2 separate regions of the Homo sapiens genome follow, and region 1 is linked to region 2. Evidence: read pairs that join two places in POLR2A ChIA-PET (ENCODE). Cell type or tissue: B cell. All regions are shown on one strand. Each heading gives the region's core, and the rest is flanking DNA. Links, peaks and the distances in the headings are about the cores only. Region 1 has its middle 53 kb from the start of DARS1. Region 2 has its middle 96 kb from the start of CXCR4.

Region 1 (4,405 bases), core at 127-4,126, 170 kb after region 2:
ACATTGTTCCTATTTCTCTGAGTGTCTCCACCCATGAAACAAAACATAAATCTACTCTAGTTTGCACAAAGACATCTAACAGATAACAATGTATCGGAAGGGGTATGTATTTATATTCAGGAGTGCCTGTCTGGAAAACAGAGGGGACTATATCAGGTCTGATCTTCAAGTCTGTCTTTTAATTAGTTTGCCTCAAGTACTTGTTCTCTGTGTGAGAATCCACCTTATTTAGCTCAGGATGATCACGTTATGAATGCAGGAAGTAATGGCTATTCTGGCTATTTGCAAAGACAAGGCTTGGATACATATTCTAATAACACAGTATGAAATAGAGTAAAGGAGTGTTCTTAGGTGGGACCTTTATCAGTGTTGTCACAAATGGTAATGAGTCAAAGCTTAATAACGATGTGCCAAAAAGGTTGTCTTAGCAAAAATAGCAAAAACCCATCCTAGTAGAATTCATCTGTTACTCTACAGGCAGATTTGTGAAAGCTTCAGCAATTTTCTTCTTGCCAAGAGAACTGGCTTTGCTGTCCAATTGTTTTCTCATAGAAAGGGATTTTTGTTTTTTATCAACTTTTTTTATATATTGATCATATGTTAAATATTACATATTTCTCTTTGGAATCTTAATTAAAAGATATGCCTTGTAAAAAGAGCTTTATTGAGATATTATTCACATGCCACACAACTCACCCATTTAAAGTAGACAATTCAATGGCTTTTAGTATATTCACAGAATTGTGCATCCATCACCATGATCAGTTTTAGAACACTCATTACTCCCAAAAAGAAATACCATACCCCACAGCCACCCTCCCATAGTCTTCCCATCCTTCAAGTTTTAGGCAACCACAAATCTGATTTCCATGTCTATAGATTTGCCTACTCTAGGCATTTCAATAAAATGAAATTCTACAATTTGTGACCCTTTGTGACTGGTTCCACTCACTTAGCATAATACTTTCAAGGTTCATTCACATTGTAGCAGATATCAGTACCTATTTCTTTTTGTTGGCTAATAACATGCCATTGTATGAATATATCACCTTTTATGTATTCCTTAATCAGTTGATGGATTTGCATTGTTTTCATTTTGTGAATATTATGAATAATGCTGCTATGAATATTTGTATGCAAGTTTTTGTGTGGACACAAATTTCATTTCTCTTGGGTCTGTCTATAGTTAGGAGTGGAATTGCTACAACATATAGTAACTATATTTCACCATTTGAGAAACTGCCAGACTGTCTACCAAAGAATTTACCAAAGCATTTATGTTCCTGCCAGAAGTGTATGAGAATTCTAATTTCTCCACATACTTGCCAACACTTGATATTAACTGTCTTTTTTATTATAGCCATCCTAGTGGATGTGCAGTGGTATCTCATGGTGGTTTTGATTTGCATTTCCCTAATAACTAATTATGTTGAACATCTTTTTTATGTGCTTATTGACTATTTGTAGATCTTCTTTGGAGAAATATCTATTCAGATCCTTTGCCCATTTTAAATTGGGTTGTCTTTTATTATTGAATGGTAGCAGATTTATATTTTAAAAGGAACCTCAATATGTAAAAACTAAAAATTCAGTTAATATATATTGAGCACCTGTTATGTGCAGTGAAGGGCAGTACCATGTGTGCAAAAGCCACAATACGTGTGCAGAAGGGAAAATATGCATTAAGAAGCTTACCATTACTAAGGTGGATAGGGGTGTGAGACAAATAAACTAGTAGAGGAAAATCATATCAGCTTAGAAAATCAAAAGGGCTTTGTAGAAAATTTGGTATTTTTGGTGGGTCTTTAAAGTGGGGAGAATTTTGACAGAGAGATGGGAGAGGACATTTTGGGCAGAGAGAACAGCACAAAAGGGGCACAGGGACACTGGTGTTTAAGGCATGATAGGAGAACAGCAAGTAGTTTTTTGGCTAGAGAATGGAATGAGCAAAAGTCTAGGTGATGAGACTGGGAAAGGTTAGACAGGAACATATTAGGGAGGCGTGTCAGGTTGAAGAGTCTGTGTTCAAATCTCGAAATCAGTAGTTCTCAACTGGGCATAATTTTGGCCCCCAGAGAATACTTCACAACATCTGGGGATATTCTCGATTGTCACAACTGAGGATGCTACTATTAGTGGGTAGAGACCAAGGATGGTGCTAAGCACCCTACAATGCACTTCAGCCCCCTATAACAAAGAATTATCTGTCCCCAAATATCAATAGTGCCAAGGTGAGTCTGACAACAACCTCAGCTTACCACTTGGAGAGAATTTCCATGCTGCAGCACATAGAGAGGGACCCAGGCAGTGCCCAGGGCCCTTTTAAAGAAAGTATATTGACATGTTTAGAGAGAAGAGAGGATGGAATCATATAAGATGATCAATTAATAACAGAGAAAGCAGAAAGGGAAGGGAAGATAAATGGGATGGAAAAAGATATACCATGCTAACACAAACCAAAATAAAGCTGGAGTAACTGTACTAATTTCAGACAAGCCAGAATTTAGAACAAGGAAAGTTTTCAGCAACGAAGAAGGACACTGTGTAATGATAAAGGGGCTAATTCTCCAAGAAGATGTAACAATGCTTAAAGGTATATACCTAACAACACAGCATCAAAATACATGAGGTAAAAACTGATAGCACTGCAAGGAGAAATAGACAAATATTATAATTGGAAACTTTAACACCCTTCTTTCAGTAATTGATAGATCCAGCAGGCAGAAAAACCAGTAAGGACATATTGTAGTTGAACTGAATAGTACCATCAATCAACTGTATCTAATTAACACTTACAGAGTACTGCATCCAACAACAGCAGAGTACTCATTCTTCCCAAATTCACATGGAACATTCAATACAGACCACATTCTGGGCCATAAGATGTGCCTAAGCAAATTTAAAAGAATAGAAATCATACAAAGTATGTTCTCAGACCACAATGGAATTAAACTAGAAATCCATAATAGAAAGATGGTTGAAAATCCCAAAATATTTGGAGATTAAACAACACACTTCTAAAAAGACAAATTGAAAAGAATGAGATCATGTCCTTCGCAACAAGATGGATGCAATTGGAGGCCCTTATCCTAAGCAAATTAACACAGAAACAGAAAACCAAATACCACACGTTCGCTTATAAGTGAGAGCCAAACATCAAGTACTCATGAACACGAAGATGACAACAATAGACACTGGGGACTACCAGAGCCAGGAGAGAGAGGGGCAAGGGTTGAAAAACTAAATGTTGGGTACCATGCTCAGTGTCTGAGTGACGGGATCATTCAGACTCCAAACCTCAGCATCATGCAATATACCCAGGTAACAAACGTGCATGTATACTACCTAAATCTAAAATAAAAGTTGAAAAAGAAAAAAAAATTATACCAATAACTCACAAAAAATAAAAATAAAAAGACAAATCATACCAAATATTAGTAAAGATGCTTAAAACCGGACCTCTGATACCCTGCTAATGAGAATGTAAAATAGTACAACCAGCTTGGAAAACCGTTTCATGGTATCTTAAAAAGTTAGACATGCCAGGCGCGGTGGCTCATGCCTGTAATACCAGCACTTTGGGAGGCCAAGACACTTGAATCATTTGAGGCCAGGAGTTCAAGACCAGCCTGGCCAACATGGAGAAGCCCCAACTCTACTAAAAATACAAAAATGAGCTGGGTGTGGTATCATACACCTGTAATCCCAGCTACTCAGGAGACTGAGGCACAAGAGTCCCTTGAACCCTGAAGACAGAGGTTGCAGTAAACCAAGATTGCACCACTGTACTCCAGCCTGGGTAACAGAGAGAGACTGTGTCTCAAAAAAAAAAAAGAAAAAAGAAAAAAAAAGTTAGACATAAACCTACCCCGTGATCTAGCCATTCTAATCCTATGTATTTACCTGGAGAAATAAAAGCATATATCTATATAAAGACTTAGCCGTAAATGGTCATGCAGTTTTATTATAATAGCCAAAAACTGGAAACAACCAAATGTCCTTCAATGGGTATACGGACAAACAATTGTGATATGTCCATACAATGGAATACTACTCAGCAATAATGAGGAATGAACTGTTAACGAATGCTACAATCTGGGCGTGTCTCAAAATAATTCCTGAGTGAAAAAAAAGCCAGACAAAACAAGAATGCATGTTGTATGGTTACTTTCATATAAAATTCTAGGGAATGCAAACTAATCAACAGTGAATGCCTAGAGATTGTTGGGAGGAGGAGGGGATGCGTAGGGTAGGAGGCAGGGATTAGAAAGGGGAACAAGACAGTGCAGGGCTGTAATGCATATGTCCTTTATCTTGATTGCAGCAGTGGTTTCATGGGTGTATACATGTGTTGAAATTTATCAAATTGTACACCTAAATATATGCACTTTATTGCATGTCATTT
Region 2 (4,405 bases), core at 294-4,293:
GCTTAATGCTGTCATCATTGTATAGACAGTGTGGGAACTGGAATTCAGTGAGATTACATTTCAGAGCAGAGCAATAGCCAGGGCTCCATTAAAGGCTTCAGAGGAACCAAAACCAGCTGAGCTCCTATTCACCCAGAGGTCAGGGAGGTGAGGTGGACAGTGCCTAGACCTGGAGTCAGGAATGCTGAGTCCTGAGCCAAGTGTGGCCACTAACTCAAGCCATTTAGCCATTTGAGTCTCATTGTTCTCAACTACGATCCAAAGGGGGTAGGATTAGCTCATACACTAGTGTTCCCTTTAAGCTCTAAATTCCGATGCTGGATGACTTGCTTAAGCTCTCTATTCATCTCTCAATCCTCCTGGGAAAATAGCTATAATGCAAAATCTGAAAGTAAAGAGAATTTTTCCAGTCTTATTTGCTATAATGTTTGTTCACCAAATATTTAAATATTGATCATTTAAGAAGTTGCAAAGTCAAAGACCCACATAATGATATCTGTAAATATTCTGTGGATGTCACCTCCCATCTAATGTCAAGGTGTACTGTACTTTCAAGATTATTTCCTAATTTTAGAAAGCATTTGCACTTGGACTAACCTGGCCTTCCACTTTATACTCTACGTGTCTAATTCATTTGCTCTCTGTGACCTGATGTAGCCCTCAGCACCCTTGCTCCTTCCACAATTGTACCATATAACTTCATCATTAATGCCACAATATGGACTCACCCCAGCAACTTCTTACCATGTGTGCCAGGTTACTTTCTTGCTGCAGCGATGCAGTCTTCCTACCAGTATGCAGTTTTTTAAATGGATCAAAGATCAGAGCCTATCTTATGAAAAGTCACCCTCCAGGCTCCAATTTTCCAGAAATCCATCATTTGAAAATACCGGTTGGACAACTTCAACACAAACAGAAAAATGCCATTCTGTAGGCTTCAGGAAAAACATTTGTGAAGGTGCCCTATCCAGTCAGTTCTCTCTTTGTCTGCCCACAATCCTCCTCCACCCTCAAGAGAAGGTCCTATGAATTGAGAGGAGGCTCAGGCCCTAAGAAAAAGCCCAGAAAGGGGGTGATGTGAATGGCACATTGTTCTATTCTGCCAGTTGCTCTGACTCAAGGACCACAGGTTAATTTCATAATATTCCCCTTCCACTCCTCTCTCTATTTTTCAAAGCAATTTAAAAGTCATCTTATAAGCATCTATCACTGTGAAGGATACAGCGTCCACTATCTGCAAAGAATTGTAGAGACACAAATAGCACGAACTCAGTTCCTGTCCCTCCAACTCCCTAAGATAAACACAGCACAGTCTCTGACCTCAAGGGACTTACAACCTTGATAGAGAGATAAGACTTGGGGACATGAGGCAATGCAAGACCAGTGCCACACATTATGTAATAACATACTCACATGAGTATTAGCAAATGTCCGTGCCTGGAATTTCCCCTGTTCTCTTCCCCTCTTCAGTGCCTTCAAAGCCTTCTCTTGAGTCAATGTTGTTATTTGTGCCTAGTTGAAAGACTGCTCTCTCCTGCACCTAGGCAGCAGAGACAAAGACCCTGACTTCTCTGAGCAGCCTGAAAAGTGACAAAGGGGAATTGGCACACTTGGAGTTGAGAAATTGGCAGAGAGGTGATAAGATAGCGTTTAAAGTCACAGATGTTGCTCTCAGCATTTATTGATTGTAATTCAAGAGAGGAAAAAGGAATAAAACTCTCCCCACACCGGAGGTCCTTTGGAATATGCACCAAACAGTGTCTAGGGAAAAACTGGCATGTTCTTGAAACACATGTTACTCCTCTCCCCTCCCACACCTGCAGCAGACATCACTAATCAATGACAGCACTCTTCGCTGCTGAGCACTGTGTGTCCTTAACACTGTTCTCAGCCCAGCACTCCAGGCAGCCACTGCAATTGACCAGAGTTGCCACAGGAGATGAAGCCTCTTCTATCCCAGCTAGTGAAAGGGAGTGAAGACACCTGGTGCTGCCCTCTGGGTCCCCTCACCTTCTCACAAACACATGTTCATCCACACCTCCTAGCCATTGCAGGTCAAGACACTGTACTTGAATGTTCTCCCTTCTGCTTTTCCAAAGCAGATTCATCCTTTCAGGTCTGGTTCAAATTTCATTTTTTCCAAGAAGCCTCTAGGGTACCCAAACCCAATCTTCCCTCACCCAATCTCTCTTTCCTTCCATTTCCCAGGGCTGCCTTCTGATACCACACAAGGGAGCTCTATCCTATGCCCTCTAGTTTTGTTTCCTTATTACTCTTTCTTCCTCTACTAGACTTTAAACCTCTGATGTCTTCCAAACTTTTTAAAAACTTTGTTCAAAAAAAAAAAACACCTAACACAGGACATCGGATACAGTAGAATATCTGGTAAAGAGGGGTTTTGTTTGTTTTAAATTTCAGTAATGGAATTGTTAACTTTGGGGGTGACTTTTAGTTTTGCTTTCTAGAAGCAGAGGCTGCCATTTGCTTTGGAGCCTCTCCCCTCTTTATTTGGGGAAGCTCATAGGCCTTTCAGTTCCATCAAAGGAAGATAAGTCCCCACTCATTGTCCCTGGAGGAAACTGTGAGGTCTTCTTATATTTGCATGTATGTGCCAAAGAGAGACATGTAAAGTGAGCTTCCAAGCCAGAATGTACACTTGAAAGCAGAAGAAAAATGGTTTTTCCTAGAGAGAAATGCATACTGGACTGTTAGCTCTCCCCATTCCCTACCTGTCATGGACTGAATATCTGTGTCCTCTCAAGATTCACAGGTTGACATTCTAACCACTGATTCGATGATATTAGAAAGTTTGTGGGGGTGATTAAGTCATAAGAGTGGAGCCCTTGTGACTAAGATTAGTACCCTTGAAAAAAGCCCCAGAGAGCTCTCTCTCACCCCTTCTACCAAGTGAGAACACAGAGAGATAACAGTTATCTATGAAGCAGGATGTGGGCCCTCACCTGACACCGAATCTGCCAACACCTTGATTTTGGACTTCCTAGCCTCCAGAACTGTGAGAAATAAATGCTTATTGTTTAAGCCACCCAGTCTACGGTATTTTAGTAACAGCAGCTCGAACAAACTAAAACATTACCCCCAATGGAGTTAATAAAAGTGAATACCTGGGACTCTGGGGAATGCGCTGAGGACCACTAGGCTGGGTCATGGAGCCCACCCTTAGTTAGACTTCTTTAGGGGAGGGAGAGGACTGTATCTGGGCTTGGAGAAAATGTGCAAGGAGTGGTTTTTCCTTGAGATATGGGGCCAGGGCAGGGATGGCAATGAGCAGAAGAGCTTGTGGCTGAGTCAGACAGTCTGGCTTTCAGCAGTGGCATCATGACAACCCTGATGGCAGGGGACAGCAGATCTGCAGCCAGATTGACCAGACTTTCTGACCACAGTAACCAGGCTGATGTCCTGGGTCAGAGTAGCAAGCCTAGGAGTCCCCAAGAACATCCTGGGAGAAGAATAGCCATAGGAAAATGGACTTCTCCATTCAATGAGGGGTCAGAGATACATGGGGTCAGAATCATGTTAATTGACTATTAAGATACAGAGAGAGAAAGCTGCTGCATGTGATCTCTTTCAAGTAGGTGACATACATCTGGGGTCCTACCTATTTGGACTCTATCTCTTCTTACTTCTCCCGCTTTCCTAAAGGGCTCAAGTTGAAAATCATAAATTCTAATCTAAATTCCTTGTTTTATGCCTAAAAGAACCAGAGCCCGGAGACATAGAGAAGATCATTCAAAAGCACATGCCAAGCTAAAGACAATACCAGGGACAGGACCTCATCTTCTGACTCTTGGTCCAGTTCTCCCTCCAACTCAGCAAACAGCCTTTGGATTCCACTTGGGAGTAAGTCTTCACTGAATGCCCACCATGTGCTCAGCCCTGTGCTGTGCTGAGTGAAACACACAGATGTGTAGGACTTAGTGCCTGTCCCCCAACCCACACCCAAGAATCTTACAGTCAGGTTGGGGAGATAAGGCAAGGGAACCCTGACTTCCTCATGCTGTGGGTGGTACTAGAAATCAATCTTCCTGCTTTAGATTTGTACCATTGTTATGTCTGAATATTTGTGATCCTCCCTCACAACCAAAACTCATCTGTCAAAAACTAATCATCCATGTGATGGTATTAGGAGATGGGGCTGTTAGGAGGTGATTAGATCAGATAATGGAATTAGCGCCCTTTTAAAAGAGGCCCCAGAGAGCTGCCTTGCTCCTTCTACCATGTGAAGGCACAGCAAAAAGGTACCATCTAAGAACCAAAAAGCCACCCTCACCACACACCAAATCTGCTGGCACTTTGATCTTGAACTTTCCAGCCTCCAGAACTGTAAGAAATAAACTTCTTCTATTTATAAGCCACCTAGTCTAAGCTATTTTGTCATAGCAGCCAA

The links. Peaks named below come from ENCODE experiments on the same cell type or tissue, not always from the same donor. Only the 100,000 strongest peaks of a DNase experiment are listed, where the experiment ranks them.
Region 1: POLR2A ChIA-PET joins it to region 2 with 5 read pairs; 2 of 35 experiments call an interaction of 5 or more read pairs at or near these places.

Annotation. Positions count from the first base shown.
Region 1 is chr2:136,036,812-136,041,216 of GRCh38, reverse strand. No RefSeq gene overlaps it. Among named protein-coding and RNA genes, the nearest start is that of DARS1, 53 kb to the right of the region's middle. In B cell, for the core only: no CTCF peak of the experiment used is centred there; no DNase peak of the experiment used is centred there.
Region 2 is chr2:136,211,476-136,215,880 of GRCh38, reverse strand. No RefSeq gene overlaps it. Among named protein-coding and RNA genes, the nearest start is that of CXCR4, 96 kb to the right of the region's middle. In B cell, for the core only: no CTCF peak of the experiment used is centred there; DNase peaks (open chromatin) are centred at 1,420, 1,980, 2,590, 3,316 and 1 weaker place; H3K27ac peaks cover 3,468 bases.